2 separate regions of the Homo sapiens genome follow, and region 1 is linked to region 2. A link is a loop called in an ENCODE intact Hi-C map of the cell type or tissue named here. Cell type or tissue: heart left ventricle. All regions are shown on one strand. Region 1 overlaps SEC11A (SEC11 homolog A, signal peptidase complex subunit). Region 2 overlaps ZNF592 (zinc finger protein 592).

Region 1 (4,000 bases), 120 kb after region 2:
ATATTTGTTTCACTAAGTAGATGAAGAATATCTATGCTTTTTCAAAAAAACTATAGTGATAACTCCTGATTACATCCCAGAAGGGGAAATTGGGTGTGTTAGTTAGTTTGTTTGTTTGTTTGTTTGTTTGTTTGTTTGTTTGTTTTGCCAGCAAATCAAGTCTTTGGTAATAGTCCAGATCTCTCTAGCACCCTTTCCTTTTTCTGGGGAGTTCCCCTTTTCCTGGATTTTTATCTCCTCATATCTGATTTGCCTTTTCTGCATGTGTGGAGTTGATATTGTTTTCTGGGTTGAATTCAGTTTTCCTTCCTGCTGTTCCTGACTTTCACTCTTGCAGTGAGCCCCTCCTAGCACCTGTCCTCTTTTACCCTTCAGAATTTTTCCTTTTTTCACTTACTGAATTGTCAGCTACAGATTATTTTTCTCTGTATATATTTGCATTTTTTCTAACTGGCATCTTATTTTTAATGTGACTGTTTGCACTTAACCATCTTTGGTGTTTGCAACACCTCCCAATTTAGTTTCCTCTGCAGATTTAACATCTAGTGAGCCAGTTTCCGGCTTAGAATCTAAGTGGATATTAGCCCATAGAAACCTGAAGCTAATTTTCTTCTTTCTACTACAGTGGTCAATCCAAATGCACTTTGAATTAATTTTCAGCTAGTCTTTATCAACTGTAAAATATACTTTGCTTTCAATTAAATTTTAAAATTACTAGAAACTTCATGGTTCTTTAGTAGAATTAAGCTAATAATTTTCTGATCAACAAAATGCTGTTCCTGGCTGGGCACGGTGGCTCACGCCTGTAATCCTAGCACTTTGGGAGGCCGAGGTGGGCAGATCATGAGGTCAGGAGTTCCAGACCAGCCTGGCCAACATGGTGAAACCCTGTCTCTACTAAAAATACAAAAAAAATAGCTGGGTGTGGTGGCGGGCGCTTGTAATCCTAGCTACTTGGGAGGCTGAGGCAGGAGAATCGCTTGAACCCAGGAAGCAGAGGTTGCAGTGAGCCGAGATCATGCCATTGCACTCCAGCCTGGGCGACAGTGTGAGACTCTGTCTCAAAACAAAACAAAACAAAACAAAAAAACAAAATACTGTTCCTGTAAACCCTGGCATATCTGAAGAATTGAGGTATTTCTTCTTTGAAAGCTAACATTTTTTCCTAATATAAAAGTAATTCATGTTTGTTAGAGAAAAAAGAAGATAAAGGTAATCTAAAGAAAGCCATAGATAGCCACTGTTTATCCATTGGTCTGTTTATCCATTGGTCTGTATTATTTTAGATCTTGTCTAATACCTTTTTTTTGCTTTTATTTTCTGAATTTGGGGAGTTTCTGACATGTACAGAAGGGTATGAGGAACCCCCATGTATCTATCATCCCTGTCCCAGTGATGATTAATATATAGCCAATTCTGCTCCATCTCTACTCCCACCTCTTCCCCTTCCTGTTATTATTATTTGTTATTCAAGACAGTGTCTCACTCTGTCTCCAAGGCTAGAGTGCAGTGACGCAATCACAGCTCACCGCAGCCTCAATCTCCCTGGGCTTAGGTGATCCTCTTAACTCAGCTGGAACCACAGGCGCACACCATCATGCTTGGCTAATTTTTTTGTATTTTTTGCTTTGCCATGTTGCCCAGGTTGGTCTTGAACTCCTGGGCTCAAGTGATCCACCCACCCACCTTGGCCTCTTAAAATGCTAGGATTACAGGAGTGAGCCACTGCCCCTGGCCAAACAATTCTTTAGTATCATCAAGTTTTTGATATTTGTTCAAATCCCCAATTGTGTCATAACTTTCTTAAACAATTTGTTTGAATCTGGACCCAGATAAAGTTCTCAGCTGCAATTAGTTGATGTGGCTTTATACTCTCTTGTTTTTTTGTTTTTTTCGTTTTGGGATGGAGTCTCGCTCTGTCGCCCAGGCTTGAGTGCAGTGGCGTGATCTCGGCTCACTGCAACCTCCGCCTCCTGGGTTCAAGTGATTCTCCTGCCTCAGCCTCCTGAGTAGCTGGGACTACAGGCACCCACCACCATGCCCAGCTTATTTTTGTATTTTTAGTAAAGACAGGGTTTCGCCATGTTGGCCAGGCTGGTCTCGAACTTCTGACCTCAGGTGATCCGCCCACCTTGGCCTCCCAAAGTGCTGGGATTACAGGCGTGAGCCACCGCGCCTGGCCGTCTCTTGTTTAATCTGTAGGTTACTTCCCTAACTTTCTTTGTTCCTTGCAAGTCATTAGTTGGAGAAACTGGGTTATTCTGTAGTTTCCCATAGTCTGTATCTTGCCAATTATATCCTGTGAGATAGTTTATTGTGTTCCTTTGTTCTTTGTGTTTCCAGAAAATTGGTAGTGTGTATTTATTTTAATATAAAAATGAGATTGTACTGTACATGCTATTTTGTATTCTTTTCTTCACTTAATAAAATTTGTACAATCTTGTCATTCTTCTATACCATTATTTTAATGTTTACATAATATTTGAGCTCCTTAATATTGGATCTTTAGTTTGTTTTTAGTCGTTTATGAACAACACAGCTATTAACATTCTTGTAGCTCCATAAATAATTATTTCGACACTAGAATGGTGAAAAGATACCCCAGTGCCACAAACATGTTTGGTTAACAAGAACAGATTTTGTGCTTTAAATGCCATGAAGGTATTTGATGACTTGGGTTTCCTTTACTCTTTTAAGGCAAAATGGGCATATCAAGTTTTTGACCAAAGGAGATAATAATGCGGTTGATGACCGAGGCCTCTATAAACAAGGACAACATTGGCTAGAGAAAAAAGATGTTGTGGGGAGAGCCAGGGGGTAAGTATAGAGGGGAGCATCTCAAACTTTTTATATCACTTGAAGTGTGGCCCTCTCAATCATATTATTTGATCATACACAGTTGAATATAGAGATTTGGTTCTGGTTCCACCAAATCACCCTTGTGTCCTTTGAAAATTTTGCTTCTTAAAAAGTGTCTAAAATTTCAGGTATACTACTCCAAAGGTGAGGAACTGGGTGGGGTGCAATAAAAGAATAGAATACTAGTGATGAGATGGTGAATTGGATGTGACAATTTTAAAAAATGTGTTCACTTATTTGGTTCACTCAAGAAATAGTGGGCACCTTCCATGTGCTCTTACGTCCACACTATGCTAGCCTCTGGGGGTCTAGAGCACTATTAATCCTGCCTCATGAAAGTTACATTTCTTTTTTTTTTTTTCTTTTTTTTGAGATGGAGTCTTGCTCTGTCACCCAGGCTGGAGTGCAATAGCGCGATCTCAGCTCACTGCAGCCTCCGCCTCCTGAGTTCAAGCGATTCTCCTGCCTCAGCCTCCCGAGTAGCTGGGATTACAGGCGCCCGCCACCATGCCCGGCTAATTTTTTTTTTTTTTAGTAGAGATGGCGTTATATTTATATTTCTTAAGAAGTACTAAGTCAATAACTCAAAAGTGTTCATCCAAATTAGTTTTATCATGTTAATTTAATCCATAATATTTCTAGTCTTGAAATTGATGAGGTTGAATGAAATTAAAAAGTTATATTAAGCCTGTTTGTTTCAGATTTTATCAGGAGAACAGTTCAGTGGAGGACAGGAATTGTAAGTTGTTGGTATTAAGGAAGTATGGCATTGTTGCTCCCTTAATGTAATTAATAGTATTAACAATAACTCACGTTTATTAGGGCTTATTGTGTACCAGAGACTCATTCTAAGTGCTTTACAAGTATTACCACATTTTAACCTCAGAACAACCCTAATATTCCCATTCTACAGATGAGGAAACATAAATGAGTTAGGTTATGTATCTAAGATTATACTGATGGTCGTAAGTGGCTGGCTGCATAGTCCACCTTACCATCATACAAAAATTACTAGCGTAACATTTCTGAAATGGATAGTTGCTAATTCTCACTAGTTAGATGCCACATGGCACTTTTGCCACTGTCAGAACCTCTGCTCCTTTTGACCTAGAACAGACTGTATGGATACAGAGTTATTACA
Region 2 (4,000 bases):
GCTGTCCACCTGGTGCTGAGGTATGTGGCTCTGAAACTCGAGCCCCGAGTCTGTGGCAAAACTACATTTCGCGCACTGAAAAAGGGACTTGTGCCTTTTGGTGGAAGAGACAGTTGCGCCATTGCTGGTGCCTGGAGCGTCCCCCACTCCACTGACTGGTCTTTTCAGATGGTTCACCTAAAAGGAGAGACAGCATGAGCAAAGTCCAGGCCAAGCCCTGGACATGAGCCCCTAGACATAACCATGAGCCCAAGGACTCAAAGAAAGCACCACCCAGGCCAGGGTCACCCCAGCCCTGAACGCTGGTTTACGTTTGGTTTGTTTCAATTCTTTGTTTTGTAATGTAACATATGCATGTGTCACAATACTCCAAAGGCACGGGAAGGGTATAGAGACTACCCCACTCCCCAGACCTGCTCTCCAAAGAACATATTACCTGGGTTTGTGGCTCCTCCAAGAGGTATCCTATGCCTATACAAAAACAAAACTATTGTCTTTTACAAAATATGGCATGCCATGCATACTTTTCTTTTTCTTTTTGAGGCAGGGTCTTACTCTGTTGCCCAGGCTGGAGTGCAGAGGCACAATCACAGCTCACTGCATCCTTGACCTACCGGGCTTAAGCGATCCTCCCACCTCAGCCTCATGAGTAGCTGGGACTACAAGTGAACATCACCAAACCCAGCTAATTATTTTATTTTATTTCATTTCATTTTTGAGACAGGGTCTCATTTTGTTACCCAGGCTGGAGTGCAGTGGCGTGATCACAGCTCACTGCAGTCTTACCTCAGAGCTTAAGCGATCCTCCCACCTCAGCCTCCTGAATAGATGGAACTATAGGTGCACACCACCACACCCAGCTAATTTATTTACTTATTTATTGTAGAGACAGAGTCTCCCAATGTTGCCTAGGCTGGTCTCAAACTCCTAGGCTCAAGTGATCCTTCCACCTTGGCCTCCCAAAGTGATGGGATTACAGGCATGAGCCACCGCACCCAGTATATGCATGCTTTTCTTCACCCTGTGTTTTTCTTGTTTTTGTTTTTGTTTTACTTAACAACATACATTGGAGCATGTTTCCATGGGAGAACATACAGAGGCTTCATTCTTCTAAAGGCAGCACACTAACCCAATGTGGGGATGAGAAGTCCCCAACGGCAGACATTTAGCTGAGTTCCGTCTTTGTTACTGCACACAGTGCTGCAGCAAACATCCTTTAGCAGACTTCTTTATGCCCAAGGCAAAAGATCTCTCTAATAGACAAATCCTAGAAGCAGAATTGCTGGATCAAAGGGTATGTGCATTTTGGGGGAAGGGAGGATGTACATTTTACAATTGGACAGGTGTTGCCAAAAACATCAATCGATACCCCCAGCTACTACGCATGAAAGGTGCTTTGCCAACTACTGACACCATCTGATTAGGCAAGAACGTTTTTAAGAATGCCTTGAAACTCCAGGCAGCTCTTAGGACTTCCCAGACACACCTGACCCTTCTGTGGAACAGCACCCCCCTACCATGGTATGGAGAGAGGCTGGAGTGAGGAGGAAAAACCAGGCTGCTCCAAAGTTCACCAGAAATCAGAATAGGGCATGGAACAGGGATGAGGTCATAGGGCAAGGGGCCAGGATAGAAGGTTCTAGGCCTGGCTCTTCCTATAACTAGTGAGAAGGTTGGGGGGTGAGTTGGCCAAACATCATTATCCTCATCTGACAAGGTAGTCCTGTGTGCTCCCGCCTCAGGACTGCTGTGAAGCAGAAAGAGAATGGTATGTGTGAAAATGCACCAATGTCCACAGAGCACAGCACACCCCTACAGAGGGGGCCGTGGTGACAGGGAAGCAACAGTAACAAAAGGCTGACAGGCCACCTTATGGGTCTTTGTCCTTATCCCCTACTTGTGTCCAGTGCCAGGCGGGTCACACAGGACTAGAGAGTGACCCACATTGAGGGAAGCTGTCACTCTGGTTGTTCCATGGCCACAACAGTAGCCTTCCTAATGCCCTTCCAGCTCCAAGCCTCACTGAGCAGCCAGCTCCAATAGGCAGGGAGCCCACACTCACCTGAGGGGAATGTCCACCCGGAGGTTTCACTTTGGACGTCTGGCTCAAATCAGGGTTTCTGATGCCATGCATAAGGCTGATGTGGCTCTCCAGAAGGGAGGGCCGAGGAAAGCTGGGGCTGTCCTCTGTGCAGTACCTGCAGAAGCACAGCGGAGAGGTCAGGTAAGTGCCCGGGCCGCAGGCTCCCTCAGTGCTATTCACACCAAGGCCAGGAAGGAGGGAGTCTGGAGCAGACTCCTGGGCTGGCTAGTGCTGGGAACCCCAGAGAGATCCAGCCAGCAGGCCAGCCAAGGTAGCAGACAATAGCACGTCAGAATACTTGCACTCTTGACACCTGGCACTCAGCCACAATCTCACTGAACACTACCTGATGTCACCGCCCAGAGACCCAAGTGCTAGGCTAGTAGTCACAGTGAAAGGGCCTGGGGCCACCCCAAGGCACAGGCAGATGGTGCAGAAGCCTCTCGGCCCCAGGGGTGCATGCTCACATCACCACCCCTCCTCTTAAACCTCAGGATGCTTCGTGACTGATGGGCTGTGCAGTCCTGGGCTAGAGAGTGACGAGAGAGGGCTCAGGAGCTACCAGGTTCTGGAAGCTGATTTTTGACCTGCCCCTGATTTCTGACTTAGCCGCAATTTCTTCCAGTTGGAAATCACTTGTCTCTTGTCTTAGACACCTGATCTTGCAGCACAGAAAAGCCCCAGTGGTGCCACGGACAGAGTCTTTTGAACCTCAGGCCTCCTCACTACTATCCCCAGGGACTCACCCGCAGGTGTAGAACTTCTTTACTGTGTCATGGTTGTTGCGGATGTGTTTGCGCAGGCTGTTGGGGGTGTGGAAGGACTGTTCACACTGCCGGCATGGGTACCGCTTCAATGTCTAAGGAAGGAGGTGGCAACACACAAAGCATCAGAACTGTAAGATAGTTCTGGGTGCATTTTTCTTCTCAGATGCCATGGGCAGAAAGGAGGATACTCCCGAAGACCTCAAGATCTGTGGTACCCACCCTGCCCTAAGCACCAGGAACCCTAGGGGTTCTGGCTTCACAGAAGGAAGTCCAGAGGACTGGGCTCTGCATTATGACTGTGTGGCTGCACTTACCCGACCGTGGCTCTTTTTCATGTGGGACACGTAGCTCTCCCGATCTGGAACCCACTCCTGGCACTCCTGGCAGGTCCAGCCAGTGTTCCTCAGCCGCGGCCTGGCTTCCACCCTGCGGTGGGCTTCAGGCCTACCCCAGCGGCCAGAAGGCAGGGAGCTGCTCCGAGCAGCCACACTAGTGGCTGGTGGCTCAGTGGGAACTCGAGAGCCAGGGCGGCTTGAGGATGTGTCCGCTGAAGACTGGAGGCTTGACAGCTCGTCCACATTTCGGGGAACACCGTGGGTGCTCTGGGGATGGGGAGAGCGATTACTGACTGGGCAAGGGGAAAGATGCACAGAGTCAGACCCCCAGCCTGAGGCATGTGCCCTCCTCCCCGGCCTCCTCCCGCAAGGCATCCCACCTTGACGTGTTGCATCAACTCCGGCTTCTGCACGAACAAGAGTGGGCACTCAGGGCACTTGAAGACGCCCACCTGCGTCTTGCTGACATTCTGGTAAAAATGCTGCTGAATGTGCCTCTTCTTGTTGAAGACCATTTCACAGGAGCACTTATAAATGAGCCTGATGAGACAAGCCCTAGGGGGTGAGGTGGCCAAGGCACCATGCAGCCCCTCCACCCATCTCTGCTCTCTCTGAACCAGGGTCAAGTTTGGGAAAGCACTACCCTGAGCCAATGTGGATGCTCCCCTGCCTCAGGACATCCTTAGTACGACCCCAGGCACCTCTGCCACTAACCCCAGCTCCCTCACCCATCCCTATGCCACCCCCTACAGCACCCAGGCTACTCCTCTCTGCTCCACAGGGCCTGCTGGCCCTGGAGCTGCACTCACTGGGAG

The links. A loop is a pair of places that touch in the nucleus more often than their neighbours do. Peaks named below come from ENCODE experiments on the same cell type or tissue, not always from the same donor. Only the 100,000 strongest peaks of a DNase experiment are listed, where the experiment ranks them.
Region 1: a loop joins it to region 2, with 2.6 times the contacts of the local background. A loop is called at or near these places in 1 of 110 quality-filtered maps.

What each region holds. Positions count from the first base shown.
Region 1 is chr15:84,679,530-84,683,529 of GRCh38, reverse strand. SEC11A (SEC11 homolog A, signal peptidase complex subunit) reads left to right here. Exons shown (of 6, transcript NM_014300.4): 4 at 2,698-2,817. Among named protein-coding and RNA genes, the nearest start is that of NMB, 23 kb to the right of the region's middle. In heart left ventricle, no CTCF peak of the experiment used is centred here; a DNase peak (open chromatin) is centred at 1,521.
Region 2 is chr15:84,798,040-84,802,039 of GRCh38, reverse strand. It overlaps ZNF592 (zinc finger protein 592), which reads right to left. Exons shown (of 11, transcript NM_014630.3): 6 at 3,995-4,000; 7 at 3,566-3,725; 8 at 3,165-3,452; 9 at 2,830-2,942; 10 at 2,063-2,198; 11 at 1-177. Among named protein-coding and RNA genes, the nearest start is that of ALPK3, 17 kb to the left of the region's middle. In heart left ventricle, no CTCF peak of the experiment used is centred here; a DNase peak (open chromatin) is centred at 2,463.